6 separate regions of the Mus musculus genome follow, and all the other regions are linked to region 6. The links are chromatin loops, found by intact Hi-C in ENCODE. Cell type or tissue: left cerebral cortex. All regions are shown on one strand. Region 1 overlaps Hlf (hepatic leukemia factor). Region 2 overlaps Hlf (hepatic leukemia factor). Region 3 has its middle 39 kb from the start of Gm11494. Region 4 overlaps Stxbp4 (syntaxin binding protein 4). Region 5 overlaps Stxbp4 (syntaxin binding protein 4). Region 6 has its middle 69 kb from the start of Mmd.

What was found. Hi-C counts contacts between places; a loop is a spot of excess contacts. Peaks named below come from ENCODE experiments on the same cell type or tissue, not always from the same donor. Only the 100,000 strongest peaks of a DNase experiment are listed, where the experiment ranks them.
Region 1: a loop joins it to region 6, with 2.3 times the contacts of the local background. A loop is called at or near these places in 5 of 42 quality-filtered maps.
Region 2: it touches region 6 in a loop (7-fold over the local background); 14 of 42 quality-filtered maps call a loop at or near these places.
Region 3: it touches region 6 in a loop (4-fold over the local background); 20 of 42 quality-filtered maps call a loop at or near these places.
Region 4: it touches region 6 in a loop (4-fold over the local background); 34 of 42 quality-filtered maps call a loop at or near these places.
Region 5: a loop joins it to region 6, with 5 times the contacts of the local background. A loop is called at or near these places in 34 of 42 quality-filtered maps.

Annotation. Positions count from the first base shown.
Region 1 is chr11:90,362,146-90,367,145 of GRCm38, forward strand. The region is part of intron 2 of Hlf (hepatic leukemia factor); the gene reads right to left. Among named protein-coding and RNA genes, the nearest start is that of Hlf, 26 kb to the right of the region's middle. In left cerebral cortex, a CTCF peak has its summit at 1,461 (motif pointing right); DNase peaks (open chromatin) are centred at 892, 1,494, 2,942 and 3,793; H3K27ac peaks cover 1,201 bases.
Region 2 is chr11:90,385,440-90,390,439 of GRCm38, forward strand. It overlaps Hlf (hepatic leukemia factor), which reads right to left. Exons shown (of 4, transcript NM_172563.3): 1 at 4,811-5,000; 2 at 2,347-2,682. The coding sequence starts at 4,925. Among named protein-coding and RNA genes, the nearest start is that of Hlf, 3.0 kb to the right of the region's middle. In left cerebral cortex, no CTCF peak of the experiment used is centred here; DNase peaks (open chromatin) are centred at 2,326, 2,938, 3,052, 3,616 and 2 more places; H3K4me3 peaks cover 4,535 bases; H3K27ac peaks cover 3,492 bases.
Region 3 is chr11:90,180,477-90,185,476 of GRCm38, forward strand. No RefSeq gene overlaps it. Among named protein-coding and RNA genes, the nearest start is that of Gm11494, 39 kb to the left of the region's middle. In left cerebral cortex, a CTCF peak has its summit at 3,075 (motif pointing right); a DNase peak (open chromatin) is centred at 3,053.
Region 4 is chr11:90,620,972-90,625,971 of GRCm38, forward strand. It overlaps Stxbp4 (syntaxin binding protein 4), which reads right to left. Exons shown (of 18, transcript NM_011505.2): 2 at 1,221-1,290; 3 at 684-811. The coding sequence starts at 730. Among named protein-coding and RNA genes, the nearest start is that of Stxbp4, 15 kb to the right of the region's middle. In left cerebral cortex, a CTCF peak has its summit at 2,716 (motif pointing left); DNase peaks (open chromatin) are centred at 1,730 and 2,720.
Region 5 is chr11:90,614,137-90,619,136 of GRCm38, forward strand. The region is part of intron 4 of Stxbp4 (syntaxin binding protein 4); the gene reads right to left. Among named protein-coding and RNA genes, the nearest start is that of Stxbp4, 21 kb to the right of the region's middle. In left cerebral cortex, a CTCF peak has its summit at 2,540 (motif pointing left); a DNase peak (open chromatin) is centred at 2,547.
Region 6 is chr11:90,315,730-90,320,729 of GRCm38, forward strand. No RefSeq gene overlaps it. Among named protein-coding and RNA genes, the nearest start is that of Mmd, 69 kb to the left of the region's middle. In left cerebral cortex, a CTCF peak has its summit at 1,910; a DNase peak (open chromatin) is centred at 1,962; H3K27ac peaks cover 569 bases.

The DNA of each region.
Region 1 (5,000 bases), 46 kb after region 6:
AACTGCCAGGGAGAAAAGGGGGGGCCGGGGAGCTGCAGGCTGCAAAGCAAGGGGCTTTCCAGCAGCTCTGAGGACAGACTCCCAGGAGAAAATGGAATGGCACAGCCTAAAAGGACAGGGTCAAGGAACTGAAAACTGGTGATGTGATTGTTATGTGATTGGTGATGTGATGTGGCAGTGGCTTGTGATTGTTAAGGTGGCTGGTGTTTTCTCTGTCTCTCAGTCATCTGAGTTACCTAAGCAAGAGAAAGAGGATACCTTGAGTTTCTGAAGCTGCCAAGGTTGGCACCCATCTGGGACATTGCAAACCACTACCAAAACAATTGCTAACTACTAATATCTACAAACTGCTTCTAAGGAATCTGAGACCATAACTTTTCCTTATACAAGAAAAGCATTCTGACAAAATAATTAGAAAGGAGAGGGGAAAGCATCAAACAGAACCTTGGTGGGACTTCTCTGGCTTTTGATGTTTCAATATACCATGTTTATGGATAGAGACTCATTTAATTCCATGTCTATCTAAATGGGAGTGTCCAGCTTACTAGGAATTTCGGAAGATACACATCTTTCTGTTTTGCACAGTTCACAACCATGCATGAGGTCTTGCTGCTTGGATCTCAAAGGGCAGGATCAAGTAACTACCCATGGCTCATAGTCTCCACCTTGTTAGAGATTGACCTGCAAGGCTCTTAAGAACACTGAGGTCACCCCTATATCCAGCACCTCTCCCTGCCCAATCAGAGGATCTGAAAACGTGGCCTGGGCTCTCCAATTTCTTTTACTCAATGAAAGAGGAAATAGCTTCCCTACATGCTTCTCTGGTGGGAGTGTGAATTAGTTCCGTTCCTCTGGAGCCTACACATTTTGATCCAGCCTTTCCACATCTAGGAATTAAATTTTAGGTCTACTACAAACGTGAACGACAGCATCTGTGGAAGAAACCAATCTAAATGCCTAGGAGCAAGGACGAACCGTAGAACACCCAAACCACGGGATTCCATGCCGCTGGCAGATCTGTATGTGCTAATATGGATAGTTCTCCAACAGATATTAAAGAGGCAAGTTGTACCACAGCATGTGCCAGGTACATGCAAATATACATACATATATTTTCATATTCCAAACACACAATATACACCCACACCCATATATATATATATGCTTACAGAATCAAAGGAACTCTCTGGAAGAGAATGCAAGAGACTGTAGGAAACCAGTCTGGAAATAAGACTGTAAGAACTCAAGCTATATTGTCATACACTTCTGACTTTAACAATGATGCTTCATTCTTTTGTAATGGAATATTTTAAAACAAAAATGTCAAGAATTGCCACTAGTCATCCTAGTGTAGAGCCAAAGTTAAGAATTACTAAAGTGGCCAAAGATTCCTCTGCATCAAGGGCTCACACACCAAACAAAGCCTGCTTCCAACCACGTTATACAGTGATTTGCCTGAAGGTGGCACCACCGAGGCAGTCACTGAGGTCTTTTAAAACTTGTTATGGCCAATTTTTCATTAACCCAAATCTTTCTGCCATTCTGAAGTCTGCATTACTTTATGTCCCCAAAGCATTCTGTGCTACTGCTTATAACACGGGCATTATAACATGGGCATTACAACACAGGCAGTTTACATGCACATAGGCCATATGCATTTACTTTTTTCATGGAAATCTACAAGCGATTCCATGCTTCCCAACATGGGGAGATGCTTCCTGAAGAGTTGGCAAGCCAGCCCAGGTTCTCTCTCCCTTACTCTTTCCCCGTAACCTTGTAGCTGACTTACTAACCACCTCTTTATCTGATTCCAGGGCCAATTTCACAAAGACTGGCTGCAACAAACCACGTGGGGCATTTGTTCTTTTGAATTTGTCCAGACCTTTGGCCCACAGCAGGCGATAGCAAGGCACGGGATAGTCCAGGGCAAAAGCCATGAGCTTGCCTGCCTTCCCACAGACACTGACTCTCTAGAGGTAGGTGTGTTGCCACAGCAACTTCTAAATCATATCAATTATGCCGCCCCTAACCTCCTAACATCTTCTTTAAACACACCACATTTGAGACACCTCGTTTGCCACCCTGAGCGTGCTCACACAGGTCCTATACTGTACCACAAATTCTTTCCTCATCTGGATAAGGGGGTTCAGTCAGGTTGCGTACTAACCATCACTTCAGTACTTGGGTTGGTTCCCCCCACTACCACTACCCAATTCTTCTGTCCTATAACACCCTGAACGCCCCTTGCCTATGATCCCCTGGTGCAGATTTGGTATCTTCCCTACAAATGACTGGCATACTGCTAATACCAGTTGAGAAAAATTCATTAAGTCACATATGAAATCCTTCCTGTCTACTGCTACCATTTTTGCTTATTCCTCAAGATGCAGTTGGGGGTGGGACTAGGAATCGACTCTGCTAAGTCCCTCTTTGCATAGCTTCTTTCTACCACTGGTCAGACTCCATTCACAATAACTTATCTCCTTTGCCCCATCATGGGCTTTATCAGTTCAAAGGATGACATCTTTCCCATCTCTTGTGACTGTCGACACGTAGCTCGGTGCATGGTAAAAAGTTGGCTCTGAGTAAATGTGAGGTCAAAAAACGAATATGAGCAACTCAAAAATGAACACCCACAGGCTATAGGTTTCCATTCCTTTTCATTGTCACTAAGCCCCAGGGGAGATGGCATGGTGGCCATGTCTCTGACTTGAGAGTAATACCTATAATGCACACACACACATGTGCTTTTGGTGGAGAACAAGGCTCGTGAACCATCTTTTTTTTTTTTGTACTTGTTTTTCAGATCCAAAAACTCACATGGGACTAGAGGCTTCCATCTGGAGAGAAGCAGCGAAGCCCTGCAGAAGGAAGCTGTCACATTCCTTGAGTCCTCACCCGGCAGCCTGACATCTGGTCCACACTTGGGGGGAAAGAGACCACATCCTCACAGGCAGGGCTATTTTTGCACTCTGAGCTGCCGAAGCCTCATTCACTCAGTACAACTCGCCTTAGACACAGGGAGGGGAAGGAAACTAATATTTACCAATGAAGGCTCTGATGCCTTGTGCCTCCTCCCGTAAGCATCTCAGAAGAGACTACTTCATTCGTGTGTATCTGGGAAGAAAGAACCTAGGTGTGCCTTGGGGAAACAGATGGGCAGGGATACTAAGGAAGTGCTTCCATCGTCTCCTGATAGGTTACTGAGAGCTAAACCCACAGATGACTCCCAGCATAGTCAGATATTCATGTGTGTGGCTCCCTAAAGACATACATGCGTGTGTCTATACAAGGGGAATGTATTCATGAAAGCTGGAGGATCTTATGCCCATATGCAGGTATCCACTGCCGCACCAGGCAGTGGGGCCTGAGACTTGTTTGACTTTGCTGGGAGCGGGACACAAGCAGCCTCAGAGACACAGCCTCATCCGTGTCCCTGACTCCTGCTCGTTGCTTGTTTGCTGACTTCTGCATTCCAAGGGCTTCTCTGCTGCTCGTATGTCAGAAGGAACGGAGGCTTTGAGAGTCATACCAAAGCACAGAATTCACTTTTAAACTAAATCTTCATGATTTAAACATAAACCTTGTGTTTTGCAAGCTGGTCTGGCTGTCCTTTAAAATTAGATACCCTGGGAGCTGGTTAAAGAGAGCCTGGGACCCTAGAGATGCAGCCAGATCAAAAAGTACCTTCCTTTCTGTCCCTCCACATTCGGGCTCCCAGATGCTAGTAGCCACCATCCCATCCCATGGGCACAGGGGCATTGATGGCTCCTGACATTCTGCTATGTTCTGCAGGCAAAGAGCCCTCTCCTGAAGAGTGGAGGAGGCTGCGGTGACCTACCATAGAGCCGCAGTACCAGATGGTGGTGTTGCGTCCTATCCCAGCCCTGCCGGCTAACTGCTGTCTGTACCATTTGTGCCCCCCTTCTCTGGGCATCATCTGTAAAAGGACAGTGATAACAGTACCAATCTAATACTAATGCTACTGGTGCCCTGGGGTGGCTTTGGAGTTTAATGAGATAACACATGGAAGCTGGGTAGCCTAGCGCCCGAACTACCATAAGCATGAAAGGAAGGGATGGTAACTAAGGAGCTGTTGCTTTTCTTCCTGCTGCCTGATAGAAGGGCAACATTCAGATCAGAGTTTCTTGCCAGAGTAAGGCTTTCCCAGGCGGTGGGGGGATGCCTCGGGGGAAGGAAAGCTCTGTCCGCTGGCTTCGGAGCACAATGATGACCAGCTATTATCCAGTGTAGTCATCATGCCCACTGGTCCTTCCACTGCCATCCTAAGGACACTTGGGCAAAAGCTGCTCTTGTGTCTCGAGTCTGCACTGGGCCCTTCTGTGAAGTTGGCTCTGCTTCTTTACATATCCGCTCCTCTGGCTCACTGAGAAGAGCATCTCTACATATGGCTCAAGACAAGAGTCTTTCTGCATCCCAGAGTGAAACACAGAAGAATTCCAGGCCAATCCGCCTCTTGCCCTTTCACACAGTATAAACAAAGGGCATGTAGACTTCCACAAATTTGGCTAAAACCAGGCTTGTTTATTGATAAAATGGAAGGGCCGGTATAGGATAGATTAAAACTCAGGAAAATAGAGGTGGAGTCATCACAGTTTGGTCTTCAAAATGAAATATGTTTTTTTAAATATATATAAAAACTAAAGTTCTTAAGGCTGGGCCTGTAGTTTGGTTCACACGGGTCTGCAATATCGATTGGATAATGTTATGATTCACTTCTAGCTAGAAGTAAGAGGGCTATTCCTCTCTTTAACACACAGAGAAACTGAGGCATGGTGCGTATGGGAAAGACTAACAACTCTGGCATGCATGCACGGGATGGGATGGCAGGCTCAGAATGGATAGATAGAGTGTAGGGCACTGGGAAGATGCAGGTAGCTCTCTTACCTAGGGCAACGCTGCAGTAGTGCCTGGTCTGATTGTGATGTGTTCTCTTCAGCGATTCTGGTTCAGTGGCAACTGGTGACTGGTGTGGGGAG
Region 2 (5,000 bases), 70 kb after region 6:
CTTTATCATAAGCAATGTTGTATGAATGACAGAATGCAAAATTTTTTAATCTATTGGCATTTGAAAAAAGAGCTTTGATTTGTTTTTTCCTGCTAGGAATATCACTTGGTTTTCAATTCAAAGAACAAAGCCGTGTTGCAATATTATTCTACTACATTTGAAAGGATATTTAAGTGGAGGGCTTATTTTCAGATCCTTTGGTATCTTCTATAACTTAATAAAATGCTATCCAGACACTTTGGAGTCCCTTGCTACGGACAGCAACTCTGATTGGGGAATCACCATCACCTGAGTCATGGACCACTTTGGCCTCTAAGGAGCTTTGATAAATGACTGAGCCTCAAATTCCAAGATCCTACTTTTTCACTTTCAATAGGAACACCCTAGACAATGCTCACCGGACAAAATCTCCCATTGTTTCTCTTCAAGGGAGGCTGAGTAACCATATCTAGTGGCTTCAGGAAGTTATTTCATGTGACAGGATGGTCATATAAGTAAAAGTTAGTGACAGCTACAACCATTCAGATGAACAGACCACCGGAAGCTGCCATCTGACCTTGGCACATTATCTATCTTTACCAAAATAGCCCCATCAAATTGAAACGATATCTACCTATTAAAGGGGAAAGTGAGGCTCCAAGAGGTTATGTCATTTCTACAGTCACTTAGATACGCAGTAGGATATAGGAATGCCAGTGACCACTCTCTGGGACTCTGCTCTCTCCCCGTGACACATCATTACATCTGGTGTGGAGAGGCTATGTAGTTTGCTAGCTGCCTCCCCCCGTGAAGAAACTAAAGACATTGGCACTACACATTCCTCATAGCAGGTCATCTAATTCACATCAAGAGGGTGATGTAGCCTCCGGGGATATCTGCAGGTTAAAGCTTCATTTCAATAGAGCCTGTGGCAACTAAAGTGGATTTTGGAGATTGTGTAAAATAGATTTGAAAGCCCAGAGATCTATGAAAGGGCGAATTTGAACTCCAGGTTAACCTATTAAGGTAGGGGTTCTCTTCCTTCCTCCTCTCAGTTCCTTCCCAGTTCTGTGTGTGACAGAAATTTCTGCATGAGGGCACAGAGTTCAGCAGAAACTGCGAATACAAGTCTCTCATTGTCCCGTTTGCTGCCTTTCCCTGCAGCTAAGCGCCTTCCGATCTGTGACCTTCCTGTCAATTTATCCGTATGAATCTTTGTTCCCGCTACCTGTCCATACAATGATCTGTCTTCCTGCTTGTTTTGTGCTACGGCGTATGAATGGTATGGATCCAGGGCTGCCTTAGTCAGGCCTTACCCCTGCCCACTTGGCAATGGGTTTTTAAAGCATAGTTTTTCCCGGCAATGTTTCTGTGTCGTCTCTTTCAACATTCTTCGTCATTTATTTGTGTATATGTGTGAGCCCATTTAAATGTGGGAGGTGGGGTGTGTGTACATGTGGGTGCATGTGTGTCCGAGTGGCCTGGGCTGGCTGTCCACCAACCCCAGAGATCCTCTTGTATCCACCTTCTTAGCACCAGGGTTACAAATGTGCCACCATGGCTGGCTTTTTACGTGGGCACAAGCCTTGATATGGGATGACACTGAAAACCATATATATAAAGGAAGATTGGCTCACGGAACACAGGGTGCTAAGAAAAAGGAGGCGTAGCCTCAGGCAATAGGAAGACTTGCATTTACTTACAGTCTTGGTCTGAGTCAATGACTGAAGAAGATGAAAAAGGAAGAAAGAAAAAAAGAAAGGAAGGAAGAGAGAAAGAGAAAGAGAGAGAGAGAGAGAAAAAGAAAGAGAAAGAAAGAAAGACAGACAGACAGACAGACAGACAGAAAGAAAGAAGAAAAAGAAGAGCCCTGCATGTCTACTCGCAGTGACCCCTTTAGGCCAGAGAAGAGTGAATATGAGTTAACTTTCTGGGGTCTACCCAAATTATCCAGCGAGATTCTATTACCCTTGTGTTTGGGGACCAGGAGAAGGCGGTAGGAGATAGGATAGATGTTTGTTTTACATTAACCCATTAGCCCGTTCATTAACTCCAGGCTGGAGTATCACAAACTATAGCCTTCGAATCAACCACTCAGAATTCCCCTGGGATTTGGTTAAAATGAAGTCTGGGTTCAAACCCCAGACCCGGAAAACATCAGCTTCTTAAGGGCAGGTCCATAGAGTATTCTAACTGGCTCTGCAGGTGAGAGCTACGCATGCTCTGAAGGAGGAAGGCTCCTCAGAACAGGAAGAGAGGGCTCCTCTCTAGAAATGTGTGTTAAGATCTCCAACTCTTGCCAACCTCGCTCGCCCCACTTCCGTCTTGTCCCCCACATCTAACACGGGTGAACCTTCCAGAATTTACCTGGTCTGATGGGGCTCTGCATACAGTTCGGAGACGGGATGCCCGGGTGGAGGGGCGCTGTGGCCCGGCTGCTGAGATCCATGACCGAGGGCGCCGTGGAGGAAGCTGGTTGCAAGCCAGGGGGGTGAGGGCTGTGGTCGTGCTGCGACGGACTCGGGGGGATGCCATTCTCTGACAGGAATTCCTCCAAGTCCATGTATTCCAGCTGGAAAGTATCTCCGTCATAGGGAAGGGTTTTGTCCCATAAGGTGGGTCCCAAGAAGGCGGACTGGGGGACGGTCGGGCTGCTGCTCTCATCGTCCAGCTTCTTTCCTTTGTCTTTTTCTTTACTAAATGCTGAAGAAGAAAAAGGGAAAGGTGAGCTTTGTTTTTTTTAAAACAGAAAAGAAAAGGGGTCAGTCTGTCACCAGCCTTCCTGCCATCGGTTACAAAATGACTTCTGGGGGCACCGAGGCCTCTGGCTGCTGCCTCTGGTAGATCTAGAGTTTCGACATCTTCCTATTTACTTTGGAAAGAAAGAGCTTTCTGGTCTGTAGGACAGGACGGGGCTACCGACTGATCTGGAATGAAAACAAGAGAATAATCCTTCCTCGGTGTGTTATTTGAAGGGCTAAGTCACCGAAATCTATACTGAGAAAATAACACCGGAGAATATATACAACTGATGGGATTTTTAAAGGGGACCACCGATAACTTGGTATGATTCTACCTTTTAGAAAGTGATGACCGCAAGAATCTGAGGTCATTCTGACTTACAAACCAGGGTATGCAAGCTTAGTCTTAGTAAGCAGTCCCCGCCCCCACCTTCCCTTAATACTACGCGTCGTTTCTGCGTTATTCCTTTCCATGTATTATCTCAATAAACGTGCAAGCCTACAATTATCCCCCATTTACAAGGAAGATAAGGGTGCTCTCTCACCATAGAAGGAGACTGTGGGGGGAGGGGTGGGCAGGCCGGGGTGACGGGGTAGAAATGAAGTACTTTCGAACTCATCCATTTGCTTAGAACCCTCAAGAGGACTAAGTCTGTTTTAGAAGGTGGATTCTTTTTCCTTTTCCCCCCAAACATTTAAATATTACCTAATTTACAAAAAGAAAGCAAACATTTATGTACCCCATCACAAGGCAGTACTATGCAAAGGTGCTGTGTTCTACTCTCTGAGGGTAAGAATGCAGCTATTTCCTGCCTGGAAATACAGCACCCCCGGATTGGTCTTTACCGAGCTGTCTGCATTTTGCCAATATTCAGGTGTGGGTGGAATCAGGGATTAGAGAATTTGATTCTGAGTTTTGTTTTGTTTTGTTTCTCATTAGAGAAATGTAGTCCCACCGCCACCCATTCGAATCTTCAAATCCTCCGCAGTCTCATTAGAGTTAGGCTTAAAAACATCGACCACAAAAGCCTAACGCATCCGCAGATTTCTCCCAAATGCTACTCCTTAAGAAGCAGTGCGGGAGGGTATTGGGGGTGGGGGGCGGTCTGCACGCGCAATCAAGCACCAGCAACTCTTGCAATGCAACAGGCGTTCTCTCCCAGGGAAATTGATGCAAACACCCCGAAGCTATTTCCAGCCAAATAATCTTTTCAAGAATTTATGCAGGAGCAGCATAATTCGCTTCTGTCACTGTGATAACACCAAAGGCAAGAAACTGCACCGGCCCAAAACACAAATCCGTTCTGGCATCAATTGCGTTCCCAGCTAGGTCTCACATGCATCTACCCCCAGCCCCCCCCCCACTCCCCACCATATCCCCCTACCCGTCTCCTTAGCTCCAAGCCACGGTTGCCTAGGGAAGGTTTGAGACTTACCAAGAAAGGGCTCAAGCCAGAGGAGGCTCCTGCACGCGGTTACACGTGAGCCTGCTCAGCTCTCCCCTCCCACCGGGAAGAGAGCACCGGGAAAGTGTCAGCGCTGGAGGCGTGCACCGCTTCCCGCCGACAGACCACTCCCCCCACCCCCACCCCGCTTTGTGAATTGCGGGTCTGCGGGAGAAAGCGCCTCTCCGCTCATGCCGCGTGAGTTCACAACACAAAACACTAACACGATCCGAATATTCAGGCTGCCGCCGAGTGAGAACCCCCATTTACTTTGACCCCCCCCTCTCTGCCAGGCTCCAACCAGCCACCTCCCGCCCTTTCTCCTCTCCAGTCCCAGAGACACTAGTCTCCCAGGGAAGCGCACACCCTGTCACTCAAAGCAGCGATCCTGACCTGTCAAGTTCACCTGTCACCTGCGCTGCAGGAGGACAGACCTAGAAAGGCAGGCGAGCCAGGTTCCCAGCGCTATTTCAAATGTTGCCCCGGAGGGATCCCCTTTGCATTGAGGAGAAAGAGGGAGTAAGCCCCCCAATTTCACTAAAGCAAGGCGAGGGGAAGAAAGATGCTGGTGCCCTCCCAGCCGACTAGGGGGGTCCCTGGGAGTGTAGTCCCTTCCCTGAGCCCAGCTGCCGAGGCAACGCTCACCGTCTTCAGGATGAAGGGGGAGCTTCAGCGGGTTCTCCAGCAGGGACCTGAGCACGCCGTAGGGAGGCGGGATAAAGGTGGGGTTCAAGGGGAGCTGTCGGGACATTTTCTCCATCGTGATGCACTCAATTGTCTTTTTAAAAAGAAGGCCAATCGCCGCCCCGAAATGTTGATGAGCTTTGTTTCCTCC
Region 3 (5,000 bases), 140 kb before region 6:
CGAGCATTTTCTTTCATCTCTCTTGCTTTGTTCTGCAGCCATACCTGAGAACAGGGAGCCAGGAGCCCAGCAGAGCACCAGGAGGAGCAAGTCTCCAAGTAAAGCTAGGAGGACCCTGAAAAATCTTGTAAACCACGATTCTCTTTGAGCCACATCTGATATCACCTAGAGAGTAAACACATAGTCTGTTCATTCTCTGGGGGTGTTACTTTTTTAAAAGGAAACTCACACACACACACACACACAAAAGATGGTTTAAAGCAGAAATTTCAACCCCTCAGTTGTGGACCGGATGTCTGAAGTCAAGAGGCTGCTTCTTTCTGGAGGTTCAGGGGGAAGCTCTGTCTCCTGTCTCTTCCAGTTTTAGTAATGGCTGGCAATCCTACATGTTCCATGAATTATGCACTCCCATCTCTGCCTCCATCTCTGCATGGCATTTCTGTCTCCCAGTGTCTCTTTGTCCTTCCACTATGCTACTAAGGGTACCAGTGTCAGATTCAGGCAGTCTTATCTAGAAGTACCTCAACTCAGCATACCTTGTTTCCAAATGAGGCGATATTCTGAGGTTCCAGATAGGTGTGAATTTGGGAAGGGGATACCGTTCCACCCAGGGCAGTGAGAGGACTGTGAAATGGTTCAGTGGTAAAATGTAACAGTATTTCTCCAGAGGCTGCCAGAGGGCCACATGGGCATTTACAGGGATAAAGAGCTGGAAGAGCTGGAAGTTGTCTTCAGTGATATCGTTTGAGAATGCAGATTAGTGACATTGTTTGGCACTGCCACTATTGCACTAGTTGCTACTGCAGAGGTCCTTAATCTGTAGGTAGAGTCCCTTTTGAGGGGGGCAAGTGACCCTTGCACAGGGTTCGCCTAAGACCACTGAATAATATGTTTGCCTTATGATTCATCACTAGCAATATTACAGTTATGAAGTAGCAATGAAAATAATGTCACGGCTGGGAGTCACCACAACATGAAGAACTGTATGAAAGGGCCACAGCATCAGGAAGGCTGAGAACCACTGCTCTGCAGAGTGTAACCTTTGATTTTCCACTCAAGTTAGAAACATCAGCACAAAAAGCTCTAGACTAAGAGTCACAGAGTCCTTCCTTGAGAAGGGCGTGGCACGTGGTCCACCCAGCACCCTCCAGGGGATGGCCCCACACCCACAAACATGTGGGCAGCACAAGTTAGACTTACGTGTTATTCTTTTGATGAGGATATGAAGTTAAAAGATATTGATGGGTGGAAGATGGGTCTGGAAGGAACTAGGGACAAGAGGCAATTGAATATCATCCTAAAGGTTCACCCATGAATACAATTCTCAAACAATTCACAAAAACTTAATATGGAGAGTCAGTTTTCTTTAATGATGGGGCACGTGGTGTGTCAGCCACACTCCAGAGCAGGCCCCATGCTCAAGAGTAGTTGTGAAACACAAAGGGACTTGATGAGACAAAGAGGGAGGGGAGGAGGGGAGGAGAGAGAGAGGGAGAGAAAAACACAAAGTTGGTTGGGGCTGATTTGGGAGGAGTTGAGAGAGTGGTAGATGTGATCAAAATACATTTATGAAATTCTCAAAGAATTAATAAAATATTATTTTAAAAATATTCTATATTATGATATAATAAAGAATAACACACACACACACACACACACACACACATATATATATATATATATATATATATATATATATATATATATATAATCTCACCTTATGGTAGAGGATGTAGCTCAGAGGTAGAGTATTTGCCTAGTATGCACAAGGCCGTGGGTTCAAACACCAGCACATCCAAAAAAAGGGAAAAAAAGAAAGGAAAGCAAAGAACTCTTCTAGTCTTCCTTCTGTCATTTACTGTTTGGCCTGAAAACATTACTTTGTTGAACCTAAATGTCCTTGTCTGACTTATGTTTCTATTGTAGTGAAGAGACACCACGACCATGGCAACTCTTATAAAGGACAACATTTAATTGGGACTGTCTTAAAGTTTCAGAGGTTCAGTCCACTATTGTCAAGGCGGAAAACATGGTGGCATGCCAGCAGACATGGTGCTGGAGAAGGAGCTGAGAGTTCTACATTTTGATCTGAAGGCAGCAGGAAATGAACTGGCTGAGACCTCAAAGCTCACCCCCATGGTGACAGACTTCCTCCAGCAAGGCCACACCTATTCCAACAAAGCCACACCTACTCCAACAAGGTCACTCTTCCTAACAGCACCATTTCTTATGGGACAAGCATTCAAACAGGTGAGTCTATGTGGGTCATTCCTATTCAAACCGCCACAATCTTCAACTAAAAAAATAATGAAATCTCCCATAATTTTTGTAGGTTTATGATATTTTTGCCTCTGACATTTTAAAAAATTAACCTTGGACTTTTAGGACATAGGGAACTCTGTACTTAATACCAGGAATAAGTTCCCATCCAACATTTAAAATACAAAAGATTATTTTGGTATTTTAAACATCAGACTCTGGTTACCTTGAAATGCAATAGTGTTGCAACATTGTAGAGTGCATATTTCTCAAGAAATGTTCTTGGTACACAGTCAAAATGGACTCTAGTACAAATATATGTGAATACAAGTGAGAACTGATGGGGTACCTCTCTTATGGGTTATAAATGTCTCCCTCCCGAGTATAGAGTATCTATAGAGATATTTGATCCCTATTTTAGGCAGTAGGGAGAGACAAGGGAAGAGAAAGGAGTGGGGGAGGAGGAAGAGGAGGAAGGAAGAGGAGACAGAGAAGAGAATTGGGAAATAAAGTGCCACCCCTTCTCTAAGCTTCAGTTTTCCTAAATTCAGGGAATAAGTCTCAAATGGTGGGACCGAGGTTCACCCTTCCCCCAAGCTCTGCAACACCGCATGTGTGCCACAGTCACACAAATCAAATGCAAAGCTCCCCAGCATCTGCCAGCATGGTAAGTGTGCAGTTAATGTTCACAGCGAATGAAGGAACTCGTACATCCTGACCACCCTGAGGGGTTGTTTGGAAATGCAGCAGCTTGTTACTAGTATTTACAGTCCCCTTTTCTGCCAGCCACCATCCTTGACCTATTGCCAAGTTGTTTTTCTTTATTCAGTCACCACTAGATGGCACAAAAGGAAAAGGCTTCATACAATGAAAGAAGACAAGCCCAAAGGACAAGGTGACCACAATGTGAAGAAGAAGAAGAAGAAGAAGAAGAAGAAGAAGAAGAAGAAGAAGAAGAAGGAGAAGGAGAAGGAGAAGGAGAAGGAGAAGGAGAAGGAGAAGGAGAAGGAGAAGGAGGAGAAGGAGGAGAAGGAGGAGAAGAAGGAGAAGAAGGAGAAGAAGGAGAAGAAGGAGAAGAAGGAGAAGAAGGAGAAGAAGGAGAAGAAGGAGAAGAAGGAGAAGAAGGAGAAGAAGGAGAAGAAGGAGAAGAAGGAGAAGAAGGAGAAGAAGGAGAAGAAGGAGAAGAAGGAGAAGAAGGAGAAGAAGGAGAAGAAGGAGAAGAAGGAGAAGAAGGAGAAGAAGGAGAAGAAGGAGAAGAAGGAGAAGGAGAAGAAGGAGAAGAAGAAGAAGAAGAAGAAGAAGAAGAAGAAGAAGAAGAAGAAGAAGAAGAAGAAAGAGGAAGAGGAAGAGGAAGGAGAAGAAGGAGAAAGCAGGCATCTTAGTATTGATTAAATAAAAGAGATAGGCTTCATCTTCATTTCACCTTGGACATTACAAGAAGCAGACCTACGAGGGAAAAGCTGGTCAGAAAATGAAGTTTAAGCAGAGACAGAGCAATCACACAACAATAACAACAGGAACAAATGTCTGTGCTGATGGTGCTAAAAACCTGAGGCCAAGAGAGGTAATCAATAATCTTAATCCAAATATTAATAGGACACCAAGAGAAAAGTCGTCACAATTACATTGATGAGTGAAGGGAAGCCAGGCCAGATTTACCATCATGAATCGAGGTTATCACTAAAGGAACCTGGAACCTATAGGGCAACCCCAACTTACAAGAGCAAAGTAGCCACTTTAATTAATATGGACCATAGTACTAGGAGTCTTCATTCACACTCAGTTTTCACACTTATTTATGTATCTGGTTAAAGGTGCCAAAATGTCCCGTATTATTCCATGGTGATGCCAGGGCCTCGGAGGTGCAAGGTAACTACAAAAGTTAAGATACTAGAGTTCAGTGAGAGCAAAGAAGGTGAGGGTGTGGTGTAGACTGCAGCCTTTTAAGCCTGGCCCCAGCCTGTGATTGGCAGACTCAAGACAATTCCACTTACTGGGGTCCTGTGCTCAAGAAGAAATTTCCTGATTGCAAATGGATTTTTCTATAGATCTGCCTTCAAGAGGAAAGCAAGGCATGGTTCTCCCACAGTGAGACACAGGAGCTCAATAGATTGACACTCTATTTATAACACCTGTCTCCTAGGAGCTTGGTAAACAGGAAGTGTTGCCAAGAAAAGGATTTCCTCTTGACCAAATTAATTCTCCAAATCTATCGAGCAGTTGTTGGACTATGTATTGAACACATCCTGGGTTATCTCTTGGCTGATATTCAAGGCCCATTCAAACATTCTGCTTTCTTATTCTTCCGACCGAATACTAACCAGACCCAACCCTGCTTGGCTTCCAAGACTAGAAAGAGACTGGGCACGTTCAAAGCAATATGGCCATAGACTTTGCTTTCATAGTTTATGCTGAAGACTCCGTATACTTACATAGCAAAATTATCCATGAAGAGTCCTATTAATGCAGACTCCAAGATTCAAGTCTCAAAGATCTTCGCCAGGTCAGCCTGGGTATGATACAGGCATTGCACTAATAAGAAGCTCAATGGAGTCCAAGAAGGATGGCCCCATATGTACAACCTATGAGGAACACTCATTCTGAGTCCAGAACCACTAAGCCATAGAATATTTTATTTGGAAAAAGATCTCCTAAAGATTAAGCAGTGGTTCTCACCCTTCCTAATGGTATCACCCCTTAATACAATTCCTCATAATATGGTGACCCCCAACCATAAGATT
Region 4 (5,000 bases), 310 kb after region 6:
ACACATGATGTTGCCGTGTCCCCACAGCTCAAAGCAGGAAGTATAAGGCCCACTCAAACCCTGAAAATGGAGCCGAGAGTCTCTCGAGTTTCACAGGTGATTATCTCGGGTGTTGTTATCACAGGTATAGTCGTCTCACCAGGACTCGCCAGAGTGCCAAGAATGCAATGTAGTACCTGACTCTACTCAGTATTACTCCCTGTCTTAGTCAGGGTTTCTATTCCTGCACAAACGTCATGACCAAGAAGCAAGTTGGGGAGGAAGGGGTTTATTCGGCTTACATTTCCATACTGCTGTTGATCACCAAGGGATGCAGGACTGGAACTCAAGCAGGTCAGAAAGCAGGAGCTGATGCAGAGGCCATGGAGGGATGTTCTTTACTGGCTTGCCTCCTCTGGCTTGCTCAGCCTGCTCTCTTATAAAACCCAAGACTACCAGCCCAGAGATGGTCCCACCCACAAGGGGCCTTTCCCCCTTGATCACTAATTGAGAAAATGCCTTACAGTTGGATCTCATGGAGGCATTTCCTCAACTGAAGCTCCTTTCTCTGTGATAACTCCAGCTGTGTCAAGTTGACACAAAACTAGCCAGTACACTCCCATAGGCCTAGCTTCAAGACAAAACTGAGTGTTCACTAATAGCGTGCACATTTCAAAGCATATTAAATTACCCTTAAAAATTACCTGTCAAGTGGGCTGGATGATCGGGCAGAAGCTGTACCATCACTCATGCTTTCGACACAGTTTCCTTGGATTTAGCAGCTATGTAAAGGAAGAACTTGGAGAGTCTAAATATTCTTTTTATCCTCAGGCTGGAATTATAGAAATCATTTTTCAAGTCTTAGAACATTCCAATACAGTTCCAACATCACATAAAGACATTATATACTCGGCAATAAACAAACCATGCCCATATATTAATACTGGTGTATTTCATTTATCATGGGCTATGATATTTTAGACATTGGTGATGACATCTGAAGCATCAAGGCAGCTCCCTACACAGGTCGATGGGCCTGTCCCTGCATCACTATGAATATATGAAACCCGTGCTCTCTAGTACAAGTGAAGGATACAGCAGTGATTAAAACTTACACGAGCTAAATAAGCTTTAAAGATGCAAAAGACTGGAAAGTGCCTCCTGTGGGCTCAAGGCTACGGAGCTTACAGTCAGAAAAATAATTATACAATACACGTGAAGAAAACAAAGTCGTGCCTCACCGACTCCCCCGAGGGTCTTCCTGCAGATTCTGTATGGCTCTAGTGCATACTACTCCATTTCACTGGTTTCCTAGGAAAAGGAAAAAGACACGGTTTTAATGTCTTCTGTAACTCCTCAGTGACTAATACGGAGTTGTTTAATTACCACAACCTGCATTCAAGCGGCGCTTCACTCCCCGTGAGTGAGAACAGGAATGAAGCTGCACAACAACATGCCTTTAGCACCGTGAAGGCCTAGTCTATGTAATCCTTTAGCTCTCACACCCCTGTACTCCTGGGAGGGCGAGAAGAGACATTCTAAGGGCAAAGTATCATTTTGAGCAGAAATGCAGGTGAGTCTTAAGTTTTTTTTAAACAGTGAGAAGGTCTAACTGATTGAAAATGGCCAGTGTTTTGAAGCTGAAAGCCACATCTGGATCACTATGTGCAGCCCTCTTACTGAAGAACTGAGCAAGGAGGCTCAAAGGCATGGTGCTCTCCCACGTGATGCACAGTGCTCGCTTCCTCAGCTGGAACGTGGGCTGTAGCATCTACGGCAGAGACTTGGCATTCATTACCCTTGGCGTCTCTACGCCTCAGCTTCATTGATACAACAGGCCCCTTGGTAGTAGTGATGTTTCCATCAGCGTGTACACATAGTAGAACCTTACCAAACTGCTCCTTTTACCTTATGCTTGCTGTAAATCAGAGTCAGAGAACTAAAACCAGGGGCGTCAGCCTATCTTTCCCCGAGAATAAAAACCTCTTCTCTACACAAACGGAAGGACCTTGGCCAAAGAAGCAACAATCAGTCTTCAGGGAGCTTAGCCAAGAGTTATACTCCCCAAGTGTTAACAACATTGCTCAACTTCTCAACCTGGAAGTCGCAGGCAAGTAGAACAGTGGAGGTACTCTGGTCCCGAGGGGCCAGAGAAATGATGCCACCATGTCACTGCGCTGTCATCAGCAGAACTCCAGCAGCGTGAAAGTTACTTAGTACTACCCCTAAGGAAAGGAGGGATGATGGTTTGAAGGAAGAGCTTGGAGAGCCTAGAGGCACTGCAGTCATAAAGTTCAATTCTAAGAGAGTGTTTGCATGAAGTCTTCAGACTGCTTTACTGATGCGTGCACGGGCAGGCTAAGACCTCAAGAGAGGACCCTCAGATATAAAATAAGATTGGCTATTGTTTATTGACTCCATGTGTCACAGACTGTGTAAAATATTTCAGATGCATTTATTTTATTTTACATCATGGAGAATGTAATAGGTCCAGGTTAAAGTATCAAGTTCAAATTACAATATTGCCATATGCTAGTGACATGGCCTCAGAAGACAACTAGCCTCCTGGCATCATGGGAATAATGTAGGAATAGCAATACTTAGCCCAAAGGGCGATATGAGAAAGAAAGGGAAGAAGGAAGGATAGTGAAGGAAGGGAGTGAAAAGAAAAACGAAAAGAAAATCCAAGCACTTTTCTTTCCCCCAGTTACTAAAGTGACTAAGAGCCCCATCTAGTGGTGGGTTTTTCTGACAGGACACAGGGCCTCAAGTCTTCCTGGACCTCATCCGAATGGAAGCTTGTGTTGCTGCTACACATGGATTTCACATAATGCCAAACGGGCATTTAAAAATAAATTTTATTTCAGAGTATTAACATTTAAGTGCCCAAATTATTTCACTGCTCTAAATGTTCTCGGCAGTGCGCGATGTGGGTAGAGATGAACAAGAAGCAGAAAGTAGCCTCAGAGACAGTCAGACAGCCACCGGAAGGTGAGAGTGTTCACGGTGGCCTACACAGGGCTGAGGGAGTGTGGAGGAAGCAAGCCTAGCCCAGAATTTGGAGTCACCAATAAACATAAGTAGAGCCAGGGACCACTGTATGTTTTCTCCTCCAGGAGCGCCCCCCAAGGCTAACAATGTTAACTTCATTTCGCATAACAGGCACAGAAAAGCTTTACAAATTACTGTTTCTCTTTTACTTACTCACAAGCCAAATGCAAAGTATAACTTAAATTATCTCCCCTAACATTAAAACCCAAGCCTAGAAAGCTCTAGCAAGATGTGAAATAAAGACATGAAAACTTGCACTCTATAGCCTGCCCAAACTGGATGTAAGTTAACAGTAGCAATACATCTCTTTGTATGAAGATGCCAGTATTAAAACTTTGCACAATAGCATGAGTTTAATACTATTCATCTAAACTGCAAGTTTGTCTGTGTGTGTGCTGCTCTTGTTAATGCGGCTCTGAGCATGTGGATAACACATGAGCAGAGGTATGTGGTACATCTAATTGGAGACTAATGTCAGGTATCTTTTCTTTCCTGTTTTCTTCCTTTAATTTTTTTCTTTTTTCTTGAGACAGCATGTCTTGGTAAATCTGAAACTGACCAACTTGGCTAGGCTCTCTGGTCAATGAGCTTTAGGGCTCTGAAGGTGAGAGTGGACTGCAACCCTAGGCTTTCTACATCGATTCCGGAGATCCACACTCAGACCTTCCTGCTAACGTGGTAGGCATTTTACTGTCTAAGCTAACTCCCTAGCCAGACCCAAGATTGTTAAATTTATGCTGTATGTGTGCCCTTCTCCCATGCTGGTTTCCTACCTCTTTGTTTTCTTCAATGTGGAGTGCACGTGCATTTGAGTGGGTGTGCACTTGTGGGTGTGCATGCAGGTGCCTGTGGGGAGGTTGACTCCAGGTGTCCCCTTAGTCATTCTACAGCTTAGATTTTTTTTTTTTTTTTGGTTTTTCCAGACAGGGTTTCTCTGCGTAGCCTTGGCTGTCCTGGAACTCACTCTGTAGACCAGGCTGGCTTCGAACTCAGAAATCCTTCTGCCTCTGCCTCCCAAGTGCTGGGATTAAAGGCGTGTGCCACCACGCCTGGCACAGCTTAGATTTTGAGGTAGGGTCTCTCAGAGAACTGCCTCTATCTCCTCAGCATGGGATGTGCAAAGGACGTCATCCCACCAGGCTTCTTATGTAGTGCTGGGGCTTACCAACTGAGCCAGCTTTCTAGCTCTGTACCCCTTTCTCTTATATAAGCTTGCAAGCCCTTTCATCAATAGAGGTTCTAGCAATGTTATACACATAGTCACACATACATGTATGGCATGCATGTCCCTACTACTTTGACAGAATGACAAAGAAATACACCGTTTTGTTCCTTTACTAAAATTATAAGCACTCAATGATGATACACTGCTTATCTAGCTTGCTGAGTCAGAAGGGAGAAAAGATTATGTCAGCAAAACCAGAAACTAGAACACTACAGAAAAGCATTTTGTTTTATAAGATGAATTTACTTCAAAAAACTTGGCTTTACTTTATATCAATCTCTTCTTATACAACTTAATTAAATTATAACTACAAACCTTATTAGATAAAAAAAATTTGCCCATCATGCATACAATCTTTGATTAAGATGTGGTCATTTATAATCTCAGTAATTTATAAAATGAGATATTTTACTGTATAAAACCCCAAAAGCAAAATAGGTAGGCATAAAAGCTTATCAGAAATGAGTAAATAGTACCATGATTAAATTAGCAGGCATGACACAAAGAAATTGAGACAAATCTCAACTATTCCCCTGAAAGGTGAGTGTTCTTCCAAATGAAGCCACCATGATTAATTTCTGAATCTTTTTGCAGTCCCTTTAATGAGAATCGCATCTTAAGGAAGCTAGAGAGCCTTCTGCTTCTTCCCCTTTGCTTTTAGACCCGTTTCAGTGAAACAGAAAGGAAGACGTGAACTGCTCCTTTTGCCCTTTTCTATTTATTATTTTTCTCTGTTCAACAGCCT
Region 5 (5,000 bases), 300 kb after region 6:
AGTTCAGCAATGTGTTTAGCATATGCTCCAAGGAGCTACAATCGGAAAGTGAAATATGGCCCTCCCCAGTTTGTGACCATTACTAACGTGGGCACTTATGTCAGTGGCACCTTTGTCTTTACTTACAAGCTTGACATAAATTGTTCAATCGATCAAACGTAAAATGACAAATAGCTGTATGAGATTATGTCTTTATGTGGCGAGGAAGAATGCTGCCGAGGATACTATGGCAGTGGCTCAGAGGGCCATTGCAATTTCAGAGGCAGGAGAGGAAATATACTCTTCCAGGCAAACAGGCAGAGTACATAGCTACATGTGCATGTTCTATAGAGAGCTTTTCTATGTATTTTGAACATGTCTTAAGGATCAACTATATGCAATACACAAAGTTCCTTCAAATCAACACAGAAGCGTTCTTCTTTATGTTACTAGCAATGAGAGAAAAACAATCATTCAAACAATTTAAAATGTTATCAATGCTCTGATACACAGGGCTAAGGAGATGAACCTTGGTCTGGAAGGAAGCTGGTGGCAGTGGATAGTGGAGAGAACTGTGACAGAATGACTGTGGCAAAGCCATTCATTAATAGTATCTGAGTGACTCCCACTAAGGGAATGACGATGATGAAGAAATCGGATGGAGTCTTTGCCATCAAGAGGTACAATGAGCAATGGTTAGACTGAGCTAAAGCGATCAGGGACACAGATGCACCATTAGACACCGAGTCAGCTGATAGGAAGCACTGGAACAAGAACTAGCCACACATACAGGAAAAACAAAACCTGGCCTTATCTGCACTTGCACCGGAGGACAGGAAACAAGTCCTTTGCCAACTGCTTTATAAACTGATATCTGGAACAGTAGAATGAGAAGGAGGCACTGGTCCTGAAACAATATACCTAGACCGAGATAAGGAAGGAATGGCTCTTTCAGAAAGAGGGAAGACAAGCTTGTAAGGGTAGAGCTAGAGAAAAGAAGAGCTGAAGGCAGAAGCAGTCTACACAGGGGCGTACAGGTTACTAATAATACTAAGGTAGCTTTGTGGGAGAGGAAATAGGCAAGGTGCATTAAGAGTAGATAAAGCTACTGAGAGTTGCAACAAAAGCCAATGACAACCTAAAGACAGAGCCTAGAGAGATGGCTCAGCCAAAAAAAAAAACCCCACCTTTCTGCAAGCAGGAGAACCCTAGTACAGACCCCCATCACACACATAATAAAGTGTATGCAATTCCAGTGCTGGGAAGGCAGAGATAGGCAATGGGCTCTAGCCAGACTAGCTTAATTAGCCAGATCTAAGAGCAGTAAGAGACTTTGTCTCAAAAATTAAGGTAGAGAGTGACAAATAAAGATGGTTGACATTAACCTTGGCCTCCATCATTTTCGTGTACACATACATGTAATTGTACCAGCAAATATACACACATGTGCTTATATCAGACAGACAGACAGACAGACAGACACACACACACACACACACACACACACAAGCTTGTGCATGCGCGCGCTGCCTGACTGATTAATGGGTTTAAGAGACAGAGAGTAAAAAGGTCAGCAGTATATACTAAGATAACTGGTACATCTTAATGATATGGGAGGAAGGACATGACTCTGAACAGCCATTGAAAAGAGGCCGTTGTTTGGGAAGAAAGGAGAGGAAGGTGCGAGGTTAAGCATCACAGATTGTGCCTCAGAAGTGCTGCACCTAGGACCCCTCTAGGAGAACTAAGTGGAGATTTGTACCAGGAAGTTAGAGCTGATCAAGGGAGTGCTGAGGTTAGCAAGAGGCTTAAGGCGGCCTCGGAGGGCTCTAGACTGCCAGAGACCAGCTCATGCGGGAGAAAGGGCTTTCAGATCCTCGCCTCTCCTTACTCAGGACCTGTGGGGCTGTTCTCAGTGTATAGCTACAAGAGCTAACAAGAATTCTGCTACAGAACACCTGTCGTCCTCTTCGGGCATCCATAGGTACTACACACATTTAGTCAAGACATAGAAAATCAAGTACAAACACACACACACACACACACACACACACACACACAGACAGAGAGAGAGAGAGAGGAGTTTTAATAAATTATAGTCAAGTTAAAGGACACATAAAATTCTGAAAATAACTAACAATTGATCCATCTGCCAGCCTGGGCAACTTATCTATCTCTCTCTCTCTCTCTCTCTCTCTCTCTCTCTCTCTCTCTATCTATCTATCTATCTTGTGTCTGTCTATCTATCTATCTATCTATCTATCTATCTATCTATCTATCATCTATCTATCTATCTATCTATCTTGTGTGTGGTTGACTCCCAAGTGTGGTTGAAAGCTTAAAACAGAATCAAGGTCCCTAGTAGCATATTAGTATCAAAACCAGTTGCAGTAACATTGCATCTGTTCTGTGTTTACTCACAGCATTCCATCTTAAGGAATATTAAAATAAACATAAGGAGCCAAGGATTATTTATTCTTGTACACTTTTTGTCTAATTGGTTTTCTTTTGCACATGACCTGAACATTAATAACTCCACACTGCTCTCTAGTGGTGAATGAAGAAAACAATCCATCAGAATGGATTTTGCACACCTCAACTAACAAGAAAAGGTATATATCAGCCACCAAATGCAGACACTATTGCATATGCCAGCAAGATTTTGCTGAAAGGACCCTGATACAGCTGTCTCCTGTGAGGCTATGCCAGTGCCTGGCAAATACAGAAGTGGATGCTCACAGTCAGCTATTGGATGGAACACAGGGCCCCCAATGGAGGAGCTAGAGAAAGTAACCAAGGAGCTGAAGGGGTCTGCTACCCTATAGGTGGAACAACAATATGAACTAACCAGTACCCCCAGAGCTTGTGTCTCTAGCTGCATATGTAGCAGAAGATGGCCTAGTCGGCCATCACTGGGAAGAGAGGCCCCTTGGTCTAGCAAACTTTATATGCCTCAGTACAGGGGAACGGCAGGGCCAGGAAGTGGGAGTGGGTGGGTAGGGGAGAAGGGTGGGGGAAGGGTATAGAAGACTTTTGGGATAGCATTTGAAATGTAAATGAAGAAAATATCTAATAAAAATTTTTTTAAAAAAAGAAAAGGCATATATATCATGAACATAGTTTCTTAATTTGCTATGGTTTACTGCAGATAAAGCCATTTAAAATTACTGCTTTCAATTTATTAGTCTAATTTTAAATATTTGTGGAAATAAAAAGGATAAATTAATTGTTCCTTGTTTTAAAGGTAGACCTGTATTATTTCTCAGGCACCTTGAACTATTCCTGCACCCTACCCCAAGTATATTAAGCAGCAAGGCATGGTGACCTGTGCCTTGAATAGTGAACATTTGGAGGCTGAGTTAGGAGAATCGACATGAGTTGGAGTCCAGTGTGGGTGACAAATGAGTGCCAGGTACACCAGGATTAAAACATTAAAGTCTCTGTCTCAAACAAGTAAGCAGGCAAGCAAACAGCTTAAACTATACTAAATGCCCCATATCTTCCCTTCTCCCAGCCCACATCTCTAAGCTTTAAAACTGAAATGAGAGTGAACCTCCGACTTCTTACCAAAAGGATTGGTGGGAGGGGCTTCAATTTGTTTATCTTTAACATTAAATTGTCTTTTAGCTAATAACTTAATTTGAATAGCTAAAATATATCTATCATTGTATACCTTAAACCATTAATAACTTAGAACTTAAAAAGTGTATTGGAGAGATGTTCAGTGTCTCTATTGCTGTGAAGAAACACTCAAAAGTAGCTTGGGGAGGAATGGGCTTACTCGTTCACACTTGCGGGTAATGTCCATCACTGAAGACAGTGGTGGCGAGAACTCAAACAGAAAAGGGACCTGGAGGCAGGAGCTGATGCTGAAGCCACAGAGGAGCGCTTCTAACTAGCTTGCTCCTTACAGCTTGCTCAGCTTGCTTTTTTACTGAACATGGGATCACCAGCCCAAGGGTGTCCCTACCCACAATGGGCTGGACCTTCATATATCAAACAGTAATTAAGGAAATACCTTAGCTTTCCTACAGCTGGATCTTACAGAGACAATTTCTCACTTGCATTTTTCTCCTCTCAGATTATTATATTGTGTCAAGCTGACACAGAAGCCTTGTGAGATGAACAAACCTGAAACAGCTCAGTCATTAAAATGATTTTGGTGAAACTCACTTTTTTTTTCCATAGGGAGGAAATAAAAACCCAACTGAAAAGACAAATTGTTTTCAGGTGTCTGCAGTGGGAGAAGGGTTAAAGTGGGACTATTTATTTAACAACCACCCTCAAGGAATAATGATAAGAATAAGCTTGTAAGATCCTTTATCATGATAGCTAGGCTAATATAAATAAAACTGCAAAGAAATGATAATGCCAATAGCATAGTCTATTGGCGCTATGGAGTTTTGTTTAAACTTTGGTCCAGCAGATAAAGAACCGGATGCTGTCATACACTTTCTGTACCAAGGATGAGACGAAGGAATGGAGGCCAGGCACGTCTGCTCTTAACTCTAGATCTTGCTCTTATGCAGATGCTGAATCTCCAAGTCAGTGAGAATTAGTGCAGATCAGGAAATGAGACAGTTTCGTTTGTTGCTTGCTTGCTTTCTTTTCCCTCCCCCTCCTCCTCTTCCTTCTCCCTCTCCTCCCTCCTCCGCCTCCTCCTCCTCTTCTTTCTCCTCCTCCTCTATGTTCTCTTCCTCCTCCTCCTTCTTCTCCAGGTCAGGTAACCAACTTGATCCAAACTCAGCAGGTACATTGGCAACATGTCTGCAGATATACCTTCTTTGGACTCTGCTTCACAGATGAGTTCAACAGCATATAACTAAGCAATATGCAACCTTTAGTTAGAGTTATACATATAGTTAGACATACTTGTTATCTGCATACTTGGAGAATTTATTTTTAGGGCAAACATCCTTGAGGGTAAAGGTCCCCTTGTATCTTTCATTGAGGACGTTAAACTTATATGAAAAATTTACTGATGAAGAAAATACGAATCTTGGCATCGGTGGGATTTTGTC
Region 6 (5,000 bases):
AAAACTATGAGGAAGGAGAGGGGCAAGAAGAACAAGAGAGAGGAATGGGGGAAAGAAATAGAAATATTATTTTCTCAGACATGGAATCTGGATTTACATATATACACATATTCTATGTCTACCCATATCTATGTTCTTATATCTATCTATCTCTATCTATCCATCCATCCTCCATCCGCCCACCCATCCATCCATCCACCCACCTACACATCATCCATCCATTCATCCATCCAATCATCCAACCATCTATCTACCTATGCATCTATCTATCCATCCATCCATCCATCCATCCATCCATCCATCCATCCACCTATCCATCCATCCATCTGTCCATTCACCCATCTGTTCAACCATCCAAACATCCATCCATCCATCTACCTATGCATCTATCTATCTATCTATCTATCTATCTATCTATCTATCTATCTATCTATCTACCTATCTATCTACCTACCTACCTAACTAGCTATCCATCTATTCATCCATCGACTTATCCATCTATCTATCTATCTATCTATCTATCTATCTATCTATCTATCTATCTATCATAGAAGCAGAAGGAATGGTACTATTTAGAAAAAGAAGAGGACCAACAGGAGTGAGGAGAAGGGACAGGCAAAGTGGTGGAAAGGTAAACATGAGCAAAGAACAAATTATATATATGATATATGTATTATAATAAAACCCATTTATACACTAGAATTTCAACTAGATTTTATTTGAAAAACAATAATCTAGGCATAGAGATCTTCAGGGAGCTCTCAGATAGATCAAATAGCATCAGTCAGTTCTCTGCAGTTAAGAGTTTGGGCTGCAATGCAAATATGCTCTGCTTTCCCCAGGCTGCTAGGATGCCAATCTTCAAAGCCACTAAGGTTTTGTGAGGCTTCTGTGTGGCTATTGTGATAACAAAAGAAGAGGAACGGGGGTGAGGTAGATGTCCTAGTTGCTTTTCATGATGCTATGATTGAACACACTGAGAGAATCTACTTAAGAGAAATGGGATTGATTCTAGCCTACAGTTCAAGGGTTCAACCCACCACGAGAGAGAAGCCATAGCAACAGGAGTTTGAAGTAGTTGGTCGCGCCACATCCTCATACCTACATCCAAGAGGCACAGAGCGATGGATGCATGCTCCCCAACGCTCTGCCCCTTCCTCCTGCTAACACAGTCTGACGTCCCAGTCAGGAAACCATACCACCTGAAGTGAATGGATCTTTCCACCTTAATAATCTCAATCAAGATAATCCTGACACACATGCCCAGAGGTCCATCTCCCAGGTGATTCTAGATGCTGTCAAGTTGACTGATAGCACTAGTCATTACAGTAAGTTAACAATGCCACAAAGCTCACCGGAGCTTCTAGCCTCATTCAGACTGCTCTAGTGTGCTCCAGGGCAGCATCTAGTCAGAAAAGAATGGTCCTCATTTTAAGGAGGAGCTGCCATTTTTCCATCCAGCCATGCGAGAGCTTCTGCACTGCTACCTGAGCCAGGAGCCCTGTGCCAAGAGTTGGGCAACACTGTGGGGGTGGAGAGCTCCAGCCTGTGGACACCCCCCCCCCACACACAAACACTGCTGCTATGCTTTCTTCCAGTCTCAACAGAGTTTCGATGAAGTGTGGAGCATCCGTGATTCCAAATGCAAGAGGATGCAGAAGGCACAGGCTACCAAGAACTGGTAGTATAAATAAAGGTTCCAAGAACACAAGTTAGGGTCAAATTCGTTGGCAAGTTGGTTATGAACTCTACATTTCTAATTCTTAAAATAAAGGCACTTCCCAGTTAGGATTTGTAGGAAAGAAAAAGATAAGCAGGCAACAACACTTGACACCCAAGACTTCCAATAAGTTGTACTTGGGCAAATTTCATTTTCTTTCTGGAAGCAATTACCAGCATTTTACTGATAGGTGGCGCCAACGAGCAGAGCCACTGTTCACAAAGGCTTTTATTTTTCACCCTAGATGCTGTGTGATCTTCCTCTCTGCCGGTGCTCAAGCTGGCATTTCAAAATCCAGTGCGGCACACAGACTTCTTCTTCTTTATTTTTTTTTTAAATCCATCTGTTTCATGGAGAACTGTGAAACTCAGAAATACCTATTCCTAGCCAGACAGCCATAGGAGTTTTTATAGATGATAAAACTTGGTGATAGCTAGCTATGCAGTTGGGCATTTAAGAGAAGCCAGAGGACAGTTAATGAGACATTTGAGTCATGTGTCTGTAAGCATACCTCTATTATACATTGGGAGGGCTCCAAAGAGTTTGGCGATTCAAGTCCTGGCCGTGTGGGTTTGCACGTCAGTATCGGCGTTAGCTTGGGCAAACGGTTCGGTCTCTCTGAACCTCAAGCTTTGTTGTAATGTGATGTGATGATGACAAATGAGATAACCCACACGTGACACTCAGCACAAGCCCAGATTCTTACTAAGTACTCCTGCCATATAAGCGCTAACGCTTACTGAAGTGAGCTTTGGGGTCTTAAAAATGTTAGGTAACCCCTCCGTCTTCGGTAGGGTTTCCATTGCTGTGATAAAACACAGTGACTAAAAGCAACTGGTTGGGAGGAAAGAGTTTCTTGTGGCTTACACCTCCACATCACATTCCATCATGAAGGAATGTCAGAACAGAAACTCAAACAGGGCAGGAACCTGAAGGCAAGAGCTGATGGAGGGGCTGTGGACCACTGCGGCTTACTAGCTCGCTCCCCAAGGCTTGCTCAGACTGCGCTCTAAAACACCCTAGAATCACCTGACAGAGTGGCCCCACCCACAATGGGCTGGGCTCTCCCACACCAATCACTAATTAAGAAAAAGGCCTACAGACTTGCCTACAGGCCAATCCTATGGAGACATATTCTCAATGAAGAGTACCTGGTCCCAGTGATGTCTAGGTTTGGGCCAATCTAACAAGACAAACAACAAACAAAACGTTGCTTAATGCTGTTTACCTCTATCCAGGATTTGAGCTTACTGGCCCAAAGACAAATCTATCCAAATATTAATTTCATCTAGTGGTCAGGATCGAGATGGAAGAAAAACAGAGACAAAATAAGGATTAGTAGAGGTTAGATTAGAATTTTGGATTGCATCGCAGGATTCAACAAAGATGCAAGGGTTGGATCCAGGGACACCCCTGCCCCTGGAGCGTCTGAGCATCCAAAGCAATGAAGAAAAGGAAATACGGTTTGTTGGATGGCTCACGGTGCCGAGATAAAGGCAGAGAAGTTCCGAAGAAGAAGCCGAACTATTCCTGGTCCAGATACTTAAGACGCAGTAACACATGGAACGTGCACAAATGTTAGCTGTCCTCGTCTTTGAGCCCAGGGGGTGGGGGATGGGGTAAAAATCAATCTAAGAATAAAAGCAATGAAGAGGTAACTACCTCGGAGCGGAATTTGGCTGAGTACGAGAGATTTCTAGAAGACTGGAGAGCGGGAGAAGGGAAGGAGTTTTTCCCCCAAGAACCGAGTGCGGCAGGGTCTGTACAGGTCCCACACATTAAGCAGGTTTCTTAACATACAGGGCCCAATGCCATGGCGCTGAAGTTCCCTTCAGTCTCAAAGGCCCAGGAACTTGTGGTATGAGGCTCCGAGGGAAGGGAGGCCCAGGGAGCAGGGTCCAAACAGCTGCTTTGTTTCGTGGTCTTTTCCCTGCTGGACATCTGGTACTTAATGGCAATCCTCCGTGGAAAGTCAGTTGTCCTTTTATTGTTTTGTACAGCGTGTTTTCTTTTGTTCAGGAATGAGGACCGAGTGCCTCTTGAAAGAGGAAAATAATGAGAGGAAATACAGAGGATGGCATCTTTCCGTCCACGCTTTCTAATTGGTTCCAACCAGTAGAGATCTAGTCACGGAGCAAAAGGAAGCTTGGAAGCACTCAAAATGGTGGGGTGAGGGGGGGGAGAACTCGCATCACCTTAACAGGACACCCACATTCGTTTTTTGCTCTTTTGCTCTGAGGCACCTCGCAGAGGGGATTCTCAGGGTTGTAATGTTCAGGTGGTGTAGGCCACCCAGGTAGCCTCTATCAGAGGGTGAGGGTCAATGCCTTTGGACCTCCAGGCTTTGGAAGAAGACATGTTATGAGGAGAAGAGATATGAGGGGGAAAAAATTGGTCTCCTTCCACAGGACAACAAAACACATATAAAATAGCTATAGGGACCCACTCAGGGGCCTTTGCACAGTCTGATTGACTATGCGTATGCCTCCTGGTGCTGCACTGGTCACAACCAGCTATAAACTCAACGGAGCTCTCACTGTTGGCCCACGATAGGAGATCTGCTTTGTCTTACTAGGCCCGCTGTCTATGAGTAAATGTGCAGTCACATTTTAACTATCCTGTAGAAGCCAGGCAGTCCATCAACACCTGGGGCACGGACAGGGCCCCTCCATGAGCATCCTCGTGTAATGAATAGACAAGGTGAGTGTAATAACAACAATACAGGAAACGTCTATGTGAACATAGGAAAAAAGAGCACTTAACCAGCCTGCGAGAGAAGAAGTCATTAACGTTCCAGCAAACCGAAGCTACTCAGGAGCCTAAGGGTGAAGGAGGCACTGACCTGGGGGCCTGGAGCACAGGAGATAGGCAGCCACTGGATAGGGAAACAAAGACATGTTCAGAAAAATACAAATGCTTTGTTTACCCTGAGTATAGTCTGAAGAGGAGATATTTAATACCACGTTCCTAGGAGTGGTATAATTAAACTCTTCAACGGGTACCTTAAAACAAGTCAAGCTCATATTTTTTTTTATAGATCAAAGTTTCAAAGCCGTCTTCTTTACTCTCTGAAGGTTTTAGGGAAAGCTCCTTCCTGGTCTCTTTCAGACTTCTGGTGGCTTTGCAGCAAGCCCTGGCATTTCATGGGCTGTCCCTGTGTCACTAGCCTCTGTCTCATCATCATCCCTGGATTCTCAACCCTGAACTCTTGGCGCTTTGTCTGTATAACCTCTCCTGTTCCTTCAGGGACAGCAGCCACTGAATTCAGGACCCACTCCAA